Linked DNA regions of Homo sapiens: regions 2 and 3 are each linked to region 1. A link is a loop called in an ENCODE intact Hi-C map of the cell type or tissue named here. Cell type or tissue: ascending aorta. All regions are shown on one strand.

Region 1 (5,000 bases):
GGTCAAAAGTCTAAAACGCTTAGGCTGGCAACCATCAGATCCTTGCCCATGGTGTCCTCAAGCCTACTCTCATGAAATGGACAACAGTACACGCATATGGGGCCAGTTCCACATATTTGGCAACCAGACCAGCATCCAGGACAACACAAAGTATGTTGTTTGTTGTTAGAGGGCTTGGGACATTTCACTCTTTGCCAGCCTCAGCTTAATCCAGGAGACAAAGATTATTTTCCTTATTATCTCTTCTGCATAGGATCTGCAATCAGAACTATTGAACTTCTCCATTCAGACCGCCACTCACACCTATGGGAAAAGGGTAATGTATCATCGGCTTAGCAACAGGGAATACTATTCGTATGATGGAAAATGGGGACAAAAGGCTTTGGTACATAAAACATTATTCCTTCCTTGGCCTAAAAACTCATCGCCACCTACATTAAAGCTAATATGCCTGATTACTGTTTTTAGAGAACTTATTTTATTAGGGCAGTTCCAAGCTCAAAAATACGCTAACTGGCACCTTGTTAGCTACATAAAAATGCACCCTAGACCCGAAACTTACTAGACTCATTATAAAATTTTCTTTAAGGTGTCCACGCAGTCCCTGGTCACACTTGAAGCAGTCCGGAGAAATATCAGCCCTACCCCAGTAATCCCCAGAAGGAACTTACACTTTTTTTTAATCTTTTCCTACAACTTCATATTTTATAAATAAAAAGACAAAAATGTCAGGCCTGTGAGCTGAAGCTTAGCCATTGTAACCCCTGTGACCTGCACATATCCGTCCAGGTGGCCTGCAGGAGCCAAGAAGTCTGGAGCAGCCGAAAAACCACAAAGAAGTGAAACAGCCAGTTCCTGCCTTAACTAATTAACCCACCTTACGACATTCCACCATTATGACTTGTCCACCATTATGACTTGTTCCTGCCCTGCCCCAACTGATCAATCAACCCTGTGACATTCTTCTCCTGGACAATGAGTCCCATCATCTCTCCACCATGCACCTTGTGACCCCCTCCTCTGCTGAGGATAACCACCTTTAACTGTAACTTTCCACGCCTACCCAAGCCCTATAAAGCTGCCCCTCTCCTATCTCCCTTCACTGACTCTCTTTTCGGACTCAGCCCACTTGCACCCAAGTGAATTAACAGCCTTGTTGCTCACACAAAGCCTGATTGGGTGTCTTCTATACGGACACGCGTGACAGGAACCTCAACCCAAAGGCAGTCTGATGAGGTGTCTAAGATAAAAGTAGCGGCACAAAGGCTTTTGTAAACAGAGGCGTTTCATGTGGTTTTCCTTTCCTTTCCTTATATGTGAAAAGGTGACAGAAAAGAAATCTTCCTAAAAGAGTCAGCCACTGCTCTGTGGAACGATGATCATTTAAATGCCACGTCGATTTGAAACGTACAACAAAGGGACTAACAGTTGAGAACCATGTGGATTGCAGTGGAGACGCTGGCGTTAGAGAATGCGGGGAGGGAAACGTTCATTACAAGATTTACGGCCAGCCCAAGGGGGAGCGAGGCTGGGGGACCGGGTCGCGGAGACCCGGCTTCGCACACCTTTTGGAAGACTCAGGGAGAAGCGGGGGCCGCCTTCGGGGGGAAAGGCGGGACTGGGGAGCCCACAGGCCATGGCTCCTCCCACAGGATCCCCAGGCCGGAGGCGGGATCCCCCCATGATCCTCCCGTGGCCCCCGCACAATCTGGGGAGATGCGGAGCTGCCCAGAGAGGGCTCTGGGGCGACAGTCACTGCGCAGGGACAGGACAGGACTCCCGGAGTCCCAGCTGCCGGCCCAGCCCCACCCTGCGGCCGAGAGGACCGAGGGCCGAGCTGCTCCAGGGGAACTCGGGTCCCAGACCCCGGAGTCGCAGCGGACAGGCCCGGGTCCCGCCACAGCCAGATCCGGCTGGTTCCACCAGCTCCTCCTCCGGTCTCGGGACGTCCGGCCCCGCACACTCAGCATTTCCGGCTTCCGGGTGTCCCGGCGTCCTCCCCTGGGCCTGCTCACGTCGCAGAGGGGCGGCGACGGGGATTAGAGGGGAGGAGGGCCTGCGCGAGCAGCAAAGACCCCAAACCCCAAAAAACAAAGAAACCGCCAGAAACTGAAGCTTCCACAGCCCGCCACGTCCCCCGGCTACGGCTACGCTCCTGATTGGATAGTTAGTACGGCCCCTAGTGCCCCTGATTGGATACCGCTTCAGGTCCCGCCCCCTGGGGTTAGAAAGACAGGAGACCCGAGAAGACACTTGGCTGCGTGGAGCCCAAATGGGCGGTTCCTGGCAACTGGGCTTGTTGTCTTCCTCGTGTCAGGATGTAAAAAGAAAAGTAGAGGTTCTTCTTCAAAGACTTCCTTCTTCATCTAATTAAGAATAAATAGTGTTTGAAATGCTTGGTTTTTGGTGCCATAAAGAAATAGCACTTTAACATTAATTTATTTAGCAAGGCCATTTTTACTCCCTGCAGAAAGGGTACACTCGCCAGCAGTTTTGCCACGAGCGTACACCGAGCAAAGGAGACAGGGTCATTTATAACCTGAGGTGTCCACCCTACTGCTGTGTCCAGTTTCCATTGGCTGGAACGGGACCTCACATTCTGTGTTTGTCCTGATTGGCTAGCAACTTAGAACGTTTTAAAAGAGGCAAAGGTGGAGGAGAACAAAGGAAGAAGGAAGTAACTTGTGGAATGCTGAGAAAGGTAAAAACACCTTCAAATAAGGAAGAGGAAGAGGCTATGACTTAATGCTTGCTTGGACCAGTATAAGCATACCAGGGCAAATATTTGGGCTAAATTGTGGGAGCTAAGAACATAAAGTATATTGATTTCTTTATTATGGCTAGCAGATATTTAAGAATGTTAGCACAGGTCTTTGAATAAATTTTGCTTTTAAGAGAAGTTACTATTTATTCCTAATCGAATGGGAAGGAAAATTTTTGAAGAGGAACCTCTACTTTACTTTTTACAAACAATAACTTGTTTTAGAAGCAACATTTATTTAAAGACTTGTACTAATATTCTTAAATATTTGCTAGCTGTAATAAAGAAATCAATGTACTTTATGTTCCTAGCTTTTACATTTTAGCTTAAATATTTGCTTTGGCATGCTTATACTAGTCTAACCAAGTATTAGGTCGTAGCTTGTTCTTTATTTGAAGGTGTTTTTACTTTTCTTAGCGTTCTACAAGTTACTTCTTTCTTTTGTTTTCTTCTGCTTTTGCCTTTTTAAAAAAAGTTCTAAGTTGCTAGCTGATTGGGATAAATACAGAGTGTGAGGTCTTGTTCCAGCTAATGGTAACTGGACACAGCAGTAGGGTAGACGCGTCAAGTTGTAAATGACCTTGTCTCTTTTGTTCAGTGTACTCTCGTGGCAAAAACTGCTAGCAAGTGTATCTTTTCTGCGGAAAGTAAGAAACTGGCCTTGCTGAAGAAATTAAATTCATGTTCAAGTGCTATTCTTTACAGCGCCCGAGAACAAGCATTTCAAACAAGGACCTCTGGGGATTGGGGGTGGGGGTGGGGTGACATTTGCAAGTGGACACTGGCATTCATCAGTACTCACTGGGCCCTTCCTCTTTCTTCCTCCTGGACTAGGGGAAATTCCACACAGTGTTGTCCATCAAGAAAAATGCCCAGACAAGGCTCAATCATTTTAGGAGGTTTATTTGCCAAAGTTAAGGACATGCACCCCTGACACAGCCTCAGGAAGTTCTGACATGTGCCCAAGGTGGTCAGGGAACAGTTTGGTTTTATACATTTTAGGGAGACATGAGACATCAGTCAATATATATAAGGAGTATTTGGTTCTATCCAGAAAGATGGGGACAATTCGAAGCAGGGAGAGGGCTTCCAGGTCACGGAGAGACAAGTGGTTGCCTTCTCCTGAGTTTCCAATATGCCTTTCCAAAGGAGGCAATCAGAATATGCGTCTATCTCAGTGAGCTGGAGGGATGACTTCGAATAGAATGGAAGGCAGGTTTGTCCTGAGCAGTTCCCAGCTTGAATTTTCCCTTTAGCTCAGTGATTTTGGGGGCCCAGTGGAGCCAAGGATCCCGTGGCGTCAGAGCAGGAGGGGAGGCCAGGCCAGGCAAGACTGGAACAGGAGGGAGGACCTTTGGGGTGAGGCTGTTGGCAACGAAAGTAAGGGTTTCTCATACCTTATCATTCAATCTATTCCTTTTCATACAAGAAGATAAAGACACAGCAGCAAGAACAATTATTAAATGCATGAAAAAAACAGAGTTATATGACAGCAATATTCCATAAAGGAATCAAAACACAAAAAGGCAAAAAATGAGCTTGTTCAGATAAGCAGGGTGCCACACCCACAGTTCAAAAAGAAAATCGCCTTCAAGGGGTTAAACTTATTCCCAAGCTTGAGAGCCATGTTCTGCTGAAGTGGAGACCCAGGGTGGACCAGACCAGGGGTGACGAGGCAGGGAAACCTAAGGATTTAACTCTGTCAGCCTACCATGTTCTCTTGCCCCATTCTCACAGTGTGGAAATGCTTCCCTCCTTCAATGCCTTGGTTTTTGCCAACAGAAAATTCTCACAAGGAGTTGTTACAGGAGAGGGGTCCTGATCCAGACCCCAAGAGAGGGTTCTTGGATCTCACACAAGAAAAAATTCAGAGTGAGTCCCTAAGCTGAAAGCAAGTTCATTTAAAAAGTAGAGGAATAAGGGCTGGGCATGGTGGCTCATGCCTGTAATCCCAGCACTTAGGGAGGCCGAGGCAGACAGGTCACCTGAGGTCAGGAGTTCAAGACCAGCCTGACTAACATCTAGTGAAACTCTGTCTCTACTAAAAATACAAAAATTAGCTTGGCATAGGGGTGCACGCCTGCAATCCCAGCTACTTGGGAAGCTGAGGCAGGAGAATCGCTTGAATCCAGGAGGATGAAGTTGCAGTGAGCCGAGATAGCGCCACTGCACTCCAGTCTGGGTGACAGAGTGAGACTCTGTCTCTCAAAAAAAAAAAATAAAATAAAGGAATAAAAGA
Region 2 (5,000 bases), 730 kb before region 1:
CACAATCTGATTTCAGTTTTAAGTCCACTGTGGGTAATATATGGAGAATGAAATGTAGGGCTAAGACAGGTTATATTTTCCCAGATGGCCACAATATCTCCCACCCTACATCCACTTGTACAATGTCACCTTGACATGCCTCCCATGTAGAGAGGTATAATCTGTGCCCCCTTTCCTTGAATCTGGTGGCAGAAGTGACACAGCATGACACTCAAGGCTGGGTCAGAAGAGATGCAACTTCTTCCTTGTTCACTTTTAGAGGGCTGGGTGGCTGTCTAAGAAGTCTGACTACCCCAAGACCACCATGCTGGAAGGAAACCCGAACCACACGGAGAGGCCTGTGTAGCTACCCTGGTCCACAGCCCCAGCAACAGCTGGCGTCAGTTGCAAGACCTCTGAGTGAAGACACCTCCAGATGACTCAGGACCCTGCCATTTTTTAGTCACCCTCTAGCCTAAGTCTCCCCTGTCCAAACTGAACCACAGCATCTGTGAGCATCATGTAAACCAAAAGGTATCTCAGATAAGTCTCAATAAATTTAGAAAGCTTATTTTGCCAAGGTTATGGACATGCCTGTGACACAGACTTAGAAGCTCCTGACAACATAAACTAGGGTAGTCAGGGCCACTACCTTGATTCAGGTCTGTAATCCTAGCTACTTGGTAGGCCAAGGCGGGCAGATCACTTGAGACCAGGAGGGTTTTTTGTTTTGTTTTGTTTTTTTGTTTTGTTTTTTTGAGACGGAGTTTCACTCTTGTTGCCCAGGCTGGAATGCAGTGACACAATATTGGCTCCCTGCAACCTCCGCCTCCCGGGTTCAAGAGATTCTCCTGCCTCAGCCTCCCGAGTAGCTGGGATTATAGGCATGCACCACCACCCCCAGCTAATTTTGTGTTTTTAGTAGAGAAGGGGTTTCCCCATGTTGGTCAGGCTGGTCTCGAACTCCCAACCTCAGGTGATCCGCCCGCCTTGGCCTCCCACAGTGCTGGGATTAGAGGCGTGAGCCACCGCACCCAGCCGAGCCCAGGAGTTTGAGACCAGTCTGGGCAACATGATGAGACTCTATCTCTACAAAAAGTAGGGAAATTAGCCAGGTATGGTGACACATGCCTATAGTCCCACTTGCTCGGGAGGCTGAGGCAGGAGCATCACTTGAGCCCAAGAGGCTGAGACTGCAGTGAGCTGTGGTGGTACCACTGCACTCCACCTTGGTCTAGTTTTATATATTTTAGGGAGACATGAGACAGCAATCAATATATGTAAGATGCACATGGGTTTGGTCTGGGAAGGCAGGACAACTCAAAAGTAGGGAGAAGGCTTCCAGGTTATAGGTGGATAAGAGAGAAACAATTGCATTCTTTCGAGTTTCTGACTAGCCTTTCTGAATATGCAATTTACAGAGATAGTCACTTATGCCTTAGTCTGGCTTAGTGAAACAAATAGGTAAGGAAGCGATCAGATATGTGTTTGTCTCATGTGAGCAGAGGGACAATTTTGAGTTCTGCCTGTCCTTCATCCATAAGGAATTTCCTTGTAGGCAAATTGTGGGGGAGGTATGTAGCTTTTTTTTTCTTTTCTTTTCTTCTTTTTTTTTAGACGGCATCTTGCTCTGATGACCAGGCTAGAGTGCAGTGGTGCAATTTTGATTCACTGCAACCTCCACCTCCCGTGTTCAAGCAATTTTCCTGCCTCAGCCTCCCAAATAGCTGGGATTACCAGTGCCCACCCACCATGCCTGGCCAATTTTTTTTCTTTTTCATATTTTTAGTAGAGATGGAGTTTCACCATGTTGGCCAGCCTGGTTTCGAACTCCTGACCTCAAGTGATCCGTCGCCTCAGCCTCCCAAAGTGCTAGGATTACAGGAGTGAGCCACCGCGCCCAGCTAGCTTTTTTAACCTTGTAGCTATCTTACTTAGGAATAGAATGGGAGGCAGGTTTGTCCTACACAGTTACCAGTTTGACTTCTTCCTTTTGGCTCAGTGATTTGGAGGTCTCAAGATTTATTTTCCTTTCACAATCACGACATGGTTGTTTTACATCATTACGTTTGGGGATGGTTTGTCAAACAGCAGTAGTAATTGGAATTTGGAGGTGAGAGAATTGAGTGGGGAAAGAGTGGCATGGGGAGACCAAGGAAGAAGCTTGGGGTGGGGTGGGTAGTGGGGACGGTCATTGAAACGAATGACACTACGGCTTGCACCAGGTTGAAGCAGTACCTGGCAAGGAGAGAGAGGATACGTGGAGGCTGCGATTTGGAGACAGACCCAAGAGAACTTCCTGGATGCCATCACCCAGAGTCCCATCCAGGGAGGGTGGGTGAGGTGGAAGACAAGGGATCGGGCCTGCGCCACGATCGTCACGTCCCATCGAAGCTGGAGCGGATCCGGGCACCCGGAGCCCCCATTCCAACCCCTCCCGGCCCCAGGCAACTACATCTCCCAGCATCGCCCGCTCGGGCCGCGGGAAAGGGGAAAAAAAAAAAAAGTTTGGGCCAAGCATTCCCGGAATGTGCTTCCTGCTGGCGCGGGGCGGGGGGCGGGCGGGGAGGCCCGGGCGGGGCGGGGAGGGCGCGGGGCGGCGCGGCCGGAGCCCGGGGCGCGCACTCGGCTCGGCCCGGCCCGGGCCGCAGCATGGCCGAGCCGCTACTCAGGAAAACCTTCTCCCGCCTGCGGGGCCGGGAGAAACTTCCCCGGAAAAAGTCGGACGCCAAGGAGCGCGGTAAGCGGAGATCGGTGGGGAACAGGGGGCGCCGAGCCCCACCCGGCCTGGGAGCGGGGTCCCAGGGCCCCGAGGACAGACGGTGGGGGGGATCAGGGGGAGCCCCCCGCACCCCGCTGCAGACTGGGGTGCCTCCAGCCAGGGGAGGGTAGGGGTCCTGGAAGGAAGGGGCTGGGAGGGAGGGGGGCGCGGACCGTTATGTGCTGCTGGCCGGGGATGCCAGCGCTGCGGGCTCCTTGGGAGGCCCGGGAGGGGGCCTCGCCCACGACAGGAAATGGGGCCGCGACTGAGGGCCTGGAGGGTGGAGGGGAGGAGGGGCTGGGAGGCCGGGACACTGGGGCCCAGTCGGGCTGGGCAAGGGGCATCGGGAGCCCTGGAGGCGCAGGATGGGAGATGGGAGGCGTACTCCTGCAAAGGAAAGAGAGGGGCGGCCCGTCAATCAGAGTAGCTGCCCCCTCCGCCTCCCACCTACTAACAGTGACGGCAACTGCGCCTGCCTTAGCCCCAGGAAACTGTCCCTTTTATACAGATGGGGAAACTGAGGCACGGAGCAATTGGGTCATGTGCCCAGGGCCATCGACTTAAACAGCTCTTTGGACTATGCTACAAACAGAGACCCTAGAGGGTGGACATCAGAGGTGGCCAGAGGAGGAGTTCAGCAGGGTAGCAAGTAAAAACCTTAGAGAAACAGCTGCGTGGGATAGGGGGACCCAGGAAGGAAGGAGTTAAAGGAGGAAGGCCAGACCATTCCATGGACGTACCCCTTCCCCCCAGGCCTTCCCAAAGATTCCCAATGTTCCCAGGGAAGGGAGAAGGGACAGAGATGCCCAAACACAAACACACACAGGAAACAGCCCAGGACATGAGACAGGAGAGGAGGGAGGGAAGGGGAAGTCCCAAAGCATTGAGCGTGGGGGGTCTGGCCTGGGCTGAGGGACAAGGGCCCATCCCAGGATGGCGACAGAGTTTGGAAGACAGGAGGGAGGGTAAAAGGGGCAGGGGACTGGGAGTGACTGTGCTGCAGGGAATAGAAAACCCAGCTCCTCACTCCTGAGCACGTAGTGCCTGCTGTGGGCTGTATACTTTTCCAAAAGGCTCCTGGAAGCCTCCCTGGACATGGAAATCACATCCCCCCATTTCACAGGAGGATACTGAGCCTCAGAGAGGGAAGCGACTTGCCCAAGGCCACGCAGGTGCAAAGCTCCATGCCACGGTTATTGAGAGGGTAGAGGAAGTGGAGACTGGAACGCAGTACCTACGGGCCCCAGGAAGCCTGACTTAGAACCCTGAGGCTGCAGGGATGGAGTCCCCTTTTGGGATGCCAGGGACTGAGTAGGGGGTGCTCTAAGCTGATAACTGAGATCGCTAGCCTGTGGCTGCCTATTCCAAACAAAACAGCAGGATCCAAGGAACCATGACTTATCAGGGGCCGGCCAGGGCCGTACACAGCATCCCACCCACTGATCAATTGCACAGGGCTGCTCTGCAGGCAGTGAGGGGCTGGGTGGGTCTCACTCCCCTTGCTCTCTGCCAGGCCACCCAGCCCAGCGCCCAGAGCCCAGCCCTCCAGAGCCAGAGCCCCAGGCTCCCGAAGGGTCCCAGGCCGGAGCAGAGGGGCCCTCCAGCCCCGAGGCATCAAGGAGCCCTGCACGGGGAGCCTACCTGCAAAGCCTGGAGCCCAGTAGCCGCCGATGGGTGCTGGGTGGGGCCAAGCCAGCTGAGGACACCTCTTTAGGGCCTGGGGTACCTGGCACTGGGGAGCCCGCCGGCGAGATCTGGTACAACCCCATCCCTGAGGAAGACCCCAGACCTCCAGCACCTGAGCCCCCGGGGCCACAGCCTGGCTCAGCTGAGTCAGAGGGCCTGGCCCCCCAAGGTAAGAACAAGCTTCCCATCCCCTTCCCCAAGGTGAGCACCAGCTCCACATCCCTTCCCTTCAGGGTAGCACCAGCCTCACACTCCCTCCTCCCAGAGGAGCACCAACCTCACACTCCTTCCCTTCAGGGGAGCACCAGCCTCACATCCCCACCCCGTCAGATGCTCCCAGAGGAGCATCAGCCTCACACCCTCCTCCCCGCCAGGGGAACACCAGCCTCACACTCCTTCCCTTCAGGGGAGCACCAGCCTCACCCCCCTCCCCTAAGCCCAGGTTCCTGGACCCTGAAGTCTGCTCTCCACACAGGTGCAGCCCCCGCCAGCCCCCCAACCAAAGCCTCCCGCACCAAGTCCCCGGGCCCCGCCAGGCGCCTCTCCATAAAGATGAAGAAGCTGCCGGAACTGC
Region 3 (5,000 bases), 57 kb before region 1:
CAGCAGCCCAGAGATGAGCAGACACAAGGAAATGGGTCAGGCAGGGAGCAGCCCCTGGATAGTGGGCTCAGGAGGCCTCAAGTCCAGAGTGGAGAAGGTGGGGATGCCAGGAGAGCCCTGCTCTGTGCCCCACAGTACTGCAGGAGCCCCTTGGAGGTGCACTATTGTAGGAAAGACAGGCAGCAAAAGGATCCAGACAGGCTGGGGTGGGAGGACAGGTAGGTGAGAAAGGCTTGGGATGGAACTACAGAGGAATGAGTGAGTGAGGAGAGGAGTGAGTGAGTGAGGAGAGGAGTGAGTGAGTGAGGAGGGGAGTGAGTGAGTGAGGAGGGGAGTGAGTGAGTGAGGAGGGGAGTGAGTGAGTGAGGAGGGGAGTGAGTGAGTGAGGAGGGGAGTGAGTGAGTGAGGAGGGGAGTGAGTGAGTGAGGAGGGGAGTCAGTGAGTGAGGAGGGGAGTCAGTGAGTGAGGAGGGGAGTCAGTGAGTGAGGACGGGAGTGAGTGAGGAGGGGAGTGAGTGAGGAGGGGAGTGAGTGAGGAGGGGAGTGAGTGAGGAGGGGAGGGAGTGAGTGAGGAGGGGAGGGAGTGAGTGAGGAGGGGAGGGAGTGAGTGAGGAGGGGAGGGAGTGAGTGAGGAGGGGAGTGAGTGAGGAGGGGAGTGAGTGAGTGAGGAGGGGAGTGAGTGAGTGAGGAGGGGAGGGAGTGAGTGAGGAGGGGAGTGAGTGAGGAGGGGAGTGAGTGAGTGAGGAGGGGAGTGAGTGAGTGAGGAGGGGAGTGAGTGAGTGAGGAGGGGAGTACGTGAGTGAGGAGGGGAGTGCGTGAGTGAGGAGGGGAGTGAGTGAGTGCATGGGTAGAGGAGTGAGTGAGTGCATGGGTAGAGGAGTGAGTGAGTGAGGAGAGGAGTGAGTGAGTGCATGGGTAGAGGAGTGCGTGAGTGAGGAGAGGAGTGAGTGAGTGCATGGGTAGAGGAGTGAGTGAGTGCATGGGTAGAGGAGTGAGTGAGTGAGGAGAGGAGTGAGTGAGTGAGGAGAGGAGTGAGTGAGTGAGGAGAGGAGTGCGTGAGTGAGGAGGGGAGTGAGTGAGTGCATGGGTAGAGGAGTGAGTGAGTGCATGGGTAGAGGAGTGAGTGAGGAGAGGAGTGAGTGAGTGAGGAGGGGAGTGAGTGAGTGAGGAGGGGAGTGAGTGAGTGAGGAGGGGAGTGAGTGAGTGAGGAGGGGAGTGAGTGAGTGAGTGAGGAGGGGAGTGCGTGAGTGAGGAGAGGAGTGAGTGAGTGCATGGGTAGAGGAGTGAGTGAGTGAGGAGAGGAGTGAGTGAGTGAGGAGAGGAGTGAGTGAGTGAGGAGAGGAGTGAGTGAGTGAGGAGAGGAGTGAGTGAGTGAGGAGAGGAGTGCGTGAGTGAGGAGAGGAGTGAGTGAGTGCATGGGTAGAGGAGTGAGTGAGTGCATGGGTAGAGGAGTGAGTGAGTGCATGGGTAGAGGAGTGAGTGAGTGAGGAGAGGAGTGAGTGAGTGAGGAGAGGAGTGAGTGAGTGAGGAGGGGAGTGAGTGAGTGAGGAGGGGAGTGAGTGAGGAGGGGAGTGAGTGAGTGAGGAGGGGAGTGAGTGAGTGAGGAGGGGAGTGAGTGAGTGAGGAGGGGAGTGAGTGCATGGGTAGAGGAGTGAGTGAGTGAGGAGAGGAGTGAGTGCATGGGTAGAGGAGTGAGTGAATGAGCCGCCTCCCTCGCTTCTCTGCCGGCCCACACCTCAGCCACCCTCTAAACCCAGCTCCTTGATCCCCCTTCCTGCCCTTTGGGAATTCCATCCACCCTGAGATCCCAGAGTCATCCTGCTGCCACACTCACGAGGTCCTGGTTGACCCCAAAACCATTTCTGTTTTGGGGGTTGTGGAAAGTACTGAAGGCGGCGGCAGTTGTCATAGAAGGCATAGGTCCAGGCCAGGAAGCCGGCCAGGAGCCGGGAGGCCCCAGCCAGCAGCAGGAGCAGCCACGGGAATGCTGCCACCTGCCCGAGGCCCAGCCAGGACAGGCTCAGCTGCGGCATCCTGCAGGGCAGACAGGATGGAGGGTGAGATCCTGAGGCCCAGGGAAAGTCTCAGGGAGCTCCAGGGACAGTGGAGAGAAGCAGGGAAGGGGTGGGTGGAGGCAGGAAAGGGAGGGCTCTGGGATGAATAAACAAGGACTGAGAGCTAAATTCCAGAAAGCCCCAGCCAAATCCAATAGCCAAGTGGCCTCTAGTTGCCTAGTAACCACCCAGAAAGGAGAAGAGAGAGAGAGACTGATTAGAGTCCAGAAAGGCCCAGCCTGAATCACTGGGAGGTTGCCAGGGGTCCGGTTACCAGGAAACCACCAGTCTCCCAGGCCAGCAGCCTGGAGACACCCCAGCCTTGGGCAGTGCCCCTCCCCATCCCAGGCCAGGAGGCTCCAGTCTGACCACCCCCAGCCTGGCACCTTCTGTCAGGAGCAGCTTGTACCACACAACCTCCTCTCCTCTTCTGCTGGGAGTTCTTTGCCTCTGGCCCCTGATTTAGGGAAAGGTCGTGGGAGGCTGGGCTGCGCTGGGCTGGGCCAGTCAATCTCCACAGCCTGGGTGCATCTCCCTTGCCTGGGAGATGCCGGCCAAAACCTGGGGTTTGGCCAGCTGGGTGCAGAGGAACCAGCTCAGGGTGCCCCAGTATGGGGACTGGATCCTCAGGTCTCAGCATCTCCCTCACAGTTTAGAGGGGAAGTTGGGGAGTGGTTAAAGGGGACTCTGAGCCCCAAGTTTACAGCCACCCTGCCCTTTCAAGGCAAGGATGTGGCAGGTAAAAGCATGAACTTGAGAGTTCACAGCCACCTGAGCTGGGCCAGGCCAACCCTTGTCCCAGATCATCTGGGCTCCTCTCCAAACATGGGCGGGGAGGATGTCAGGTGCTGCATCTTGGTACAGACTTAGGAGATTCAGAGACAGAAGCCTCTCATCTCTGGCTTCACAGCCTGGCAAGAGTTCAAGTCCTGCCTCCAGGCAGCCCAGGGCCTGAGCTGAGACCTGACTGCTTGAAGCAGGAAGAAAGAATCCAGTCCCAACCCTGCTGAGGATTACCTGGGTCAGAGTCTGGGGATAAAGAGCCCAGCTGGAGGAGCAAATCTAGAGGCTGGGCTCAGCTTAGAGGACAGAGCAGAGGCATAGGGGATGAGGCTGAGAGGGGCTGTGAGCAGACGGGGTCCAGGCAGGGGAGGGCAGAGCGAGGGGACCCCGAGTGTAGTCCTTGTTCTGACCTGTCCTTTCTCTGACTGTGGGCAATGTGGCCATCCTGGGCTCAGGCTTCCCATCTGGGAAATGGGATGTCAGATGAGGCCTTAGAGGGCGACAGAGGAAGGCTCCTAAGAAGAGAGAGCTCCAAAAAGAGGGACTGAAGGGAAGGGGATGACAACTAGCACTTGAGCTGCTGTGTGCCTGTCTCTACTCCATGCGAAAGACTGTATGGAAAACACTACTGTGTGTACCTACTGCGTGCCAGTCTCACTATATAAAGTGCACCTACTGTGTATCAGGTACTCTACATAAATTCTGTCTACTATGTGCCAGGTACACCACATAAACCTCACCTACTGTGTGCAGCATGCTCTACATAATGTAAGCTTACTTTGTGCAGAGTACTTTATACAAAGCGTGCCTACTCTGTGCCACATGCCATATATAAAGCATACCTACTGTGTGCCAGGTGCTCCACATAAAGAGTGTCTACTGTATGCTGGGCGCCCTTCACAAATCCTGTATCTTGAGTCCCTGGTCCTTTATATAAACCATGCCTGCTGTGTGCCAGGTGTTCTAAATAAAGCACACCTATTGTGTGCCAGATGTCCTACATAAAATGTTCCTCCTGTATGTTGGGCCCCGTACATAAAATAAAACTGCTCTGTGCAACATACTTGACATAAAGCACACATACTATGTGCCAGGTACACTACATAAAGACCACCTACTGTGTGCCAGGTATGCCACATAAAGTGTGCCTACTATGTGTTAGGTACTCCACGTAAAGTACACCTACTGTGTGCCAGGTGCTCTACATAAAGTGCACCTACTGTGTGTCAGGTGCTCTACGTAAACCACACCTGCTTGTATCAGATGCCCAGCTGGATGACAACGCCCAAAGCTGTCCCACTACCCTCCCATCAGCTCTCTAGGCCAGAGTCCCGGGGATTGTTGGAGAGACCCAAATGATGGCATCCAGAGGAGGGAAGATGTCCATTTAACATAAAAGCAAACTGAGGCTCAGAGAGGCCAGGCCTCTAGCCCAAGTTGCAGAGCTCACAGGAACTCAGGTCTATGAGACCCTCAAGTCCAAATCCTTTCCTTCTGCCGTGCTGCTCCACCCCCATTCATTAGGGTCAATGCCATATTAATACAGGGACATTTATAATGGAGGAATTTCAGGCAGCGTGGTGGCCCAGAGGGGAGCTATCTGGAGGCTGTTGAATCAGCACCTGGCTCCTCCTCCCACACCCAGGATGCTCCACCCAACAGATCCAGGGCTCTCCTCCTGGCCCTCCCTGGATCCTGTCCAGAATTGCCCTATGGGGTAGACTCGGGAGAAGGGGGTCTTGAAGGATGGGGCTCCTAGCAGAGCTGCTGAGCAGGAGGGTGGGGAAGACAGTGCTCCTGACACTAGCTGGGTGTTGGGGAGCCCCTAGACCTCCCCCACCCCACCACCACTGCCAGCTCAATCAGCCAGGGGATTCAGGCTGAAGGGGGCCAGCCCCTCCACCCCTGTGGGTATTTCTCGTCAGGTGGTACGAGAGACTGAGAAAAGAAATAAGACACAGAGATAAAGTATAGAGAAAGAACAGTGGACCCAGGGGACTGGCACACTCAGCATGCGAGGACCTGTACCGGTGCCGGTCTCTGAGTTCCCTCAATATTTATTGATTACTATTTTCACTGTCTCAGCAAGGGGAGTGCGAGGGAGAAGAGGGTGAACAGGGTGATGATGGGGAGAAGGTCAGCAGGGAAACGTGTGAGTAACAGA

Evidence for each region. Hi-C counts contacts between places; a loop is a spot of excess contacts. Peaks named below come from ENCODE experiments on the same cell type or tissue, not always from the same donor. Only the 100,000 strongest peaks of a DNase experiment are listed, where the experiment ranks them.
Region 2: it touches region 1 in a loop (4-fold over the local background); 2 of 110 quality-filtered maps call a loop at or near these places.
Region 3: a loop joins it to region 1, with 10 times the contacts of the local background. A loop is called at or near these places in 4 of 110 quality-filtered maps.

What each region holds. Positions count from the first base shown.
Region 1 is chr19:15,834,965-15,839,964 of GRCh38, forward strand. LOC124900418 (collagen alpha-1(I) chain-like) reads left to right here. Exons shown (of 3, transcript XM_047439793.1): 3 at 254-2,416. The coding sequence starts at 1,438. The coding sequence ends at 2,043. UCA1 (urothelial cancer associated 1) reads left to right here. Exons shown (of 3, transcript NR_015379.3): 3 at 1-1,357. Among named protein-coding and RNA genes, the nearest start is that of UCA1, 8.5 kb to the left of the region's middle. RefSeq lists enhancers at 1-1,173, 1,954-2,183, 2,324-2,473 and a silencer at 1,604-1,823. In ascending aorta, no CTCF peak of the experiment used is centred here; a DNase peak (open chromatin) is centred at 2,207; H3K4me3 peaks cover 1,869 bases; H3K27ac peaks cover 2,028 bases.
Region 2 is chr19:15,104,803-15,109,802 of GRCh38, forward strand. It overlaps SYDE1 (synapse defective Rho GTPase activating protein 1), which reads left to right and starts at 2,599. Exons shown (of 8, transcript NM_033025.6): 1 at 2,599-2,719; 2 at 4,254-4,595; 3 at 4,902-5,000. The coding sequence starts at 2,632. RefSeq lists an enhancer at 4,285-4,835. In ascending aorta, no CTCF peak of the experiment used is centred here; a DNase peak (open chromatin) is centred at 2,429; H3K4me3 peaks cover 2,591 bases; H3K27ac peaks cover 3,027 bases.
Region 3 is chr19:15,777,880-15,782,879 of GRCh38, forward strand. It overlaps the pseudogene CYP4F24P. Among named protein-coding and RNA genes, the nearest start is that of OR10H5, 7.3 kb to the right of the region's middle. In ascending aorta, no CTCF peak of the experiment used is centred here; DNase peaks (open chromatin) are centred at 2,312 and 2,912; H3K4me3 peaks cover 989 bases; H3K27ac peaks cover 1,707 bases.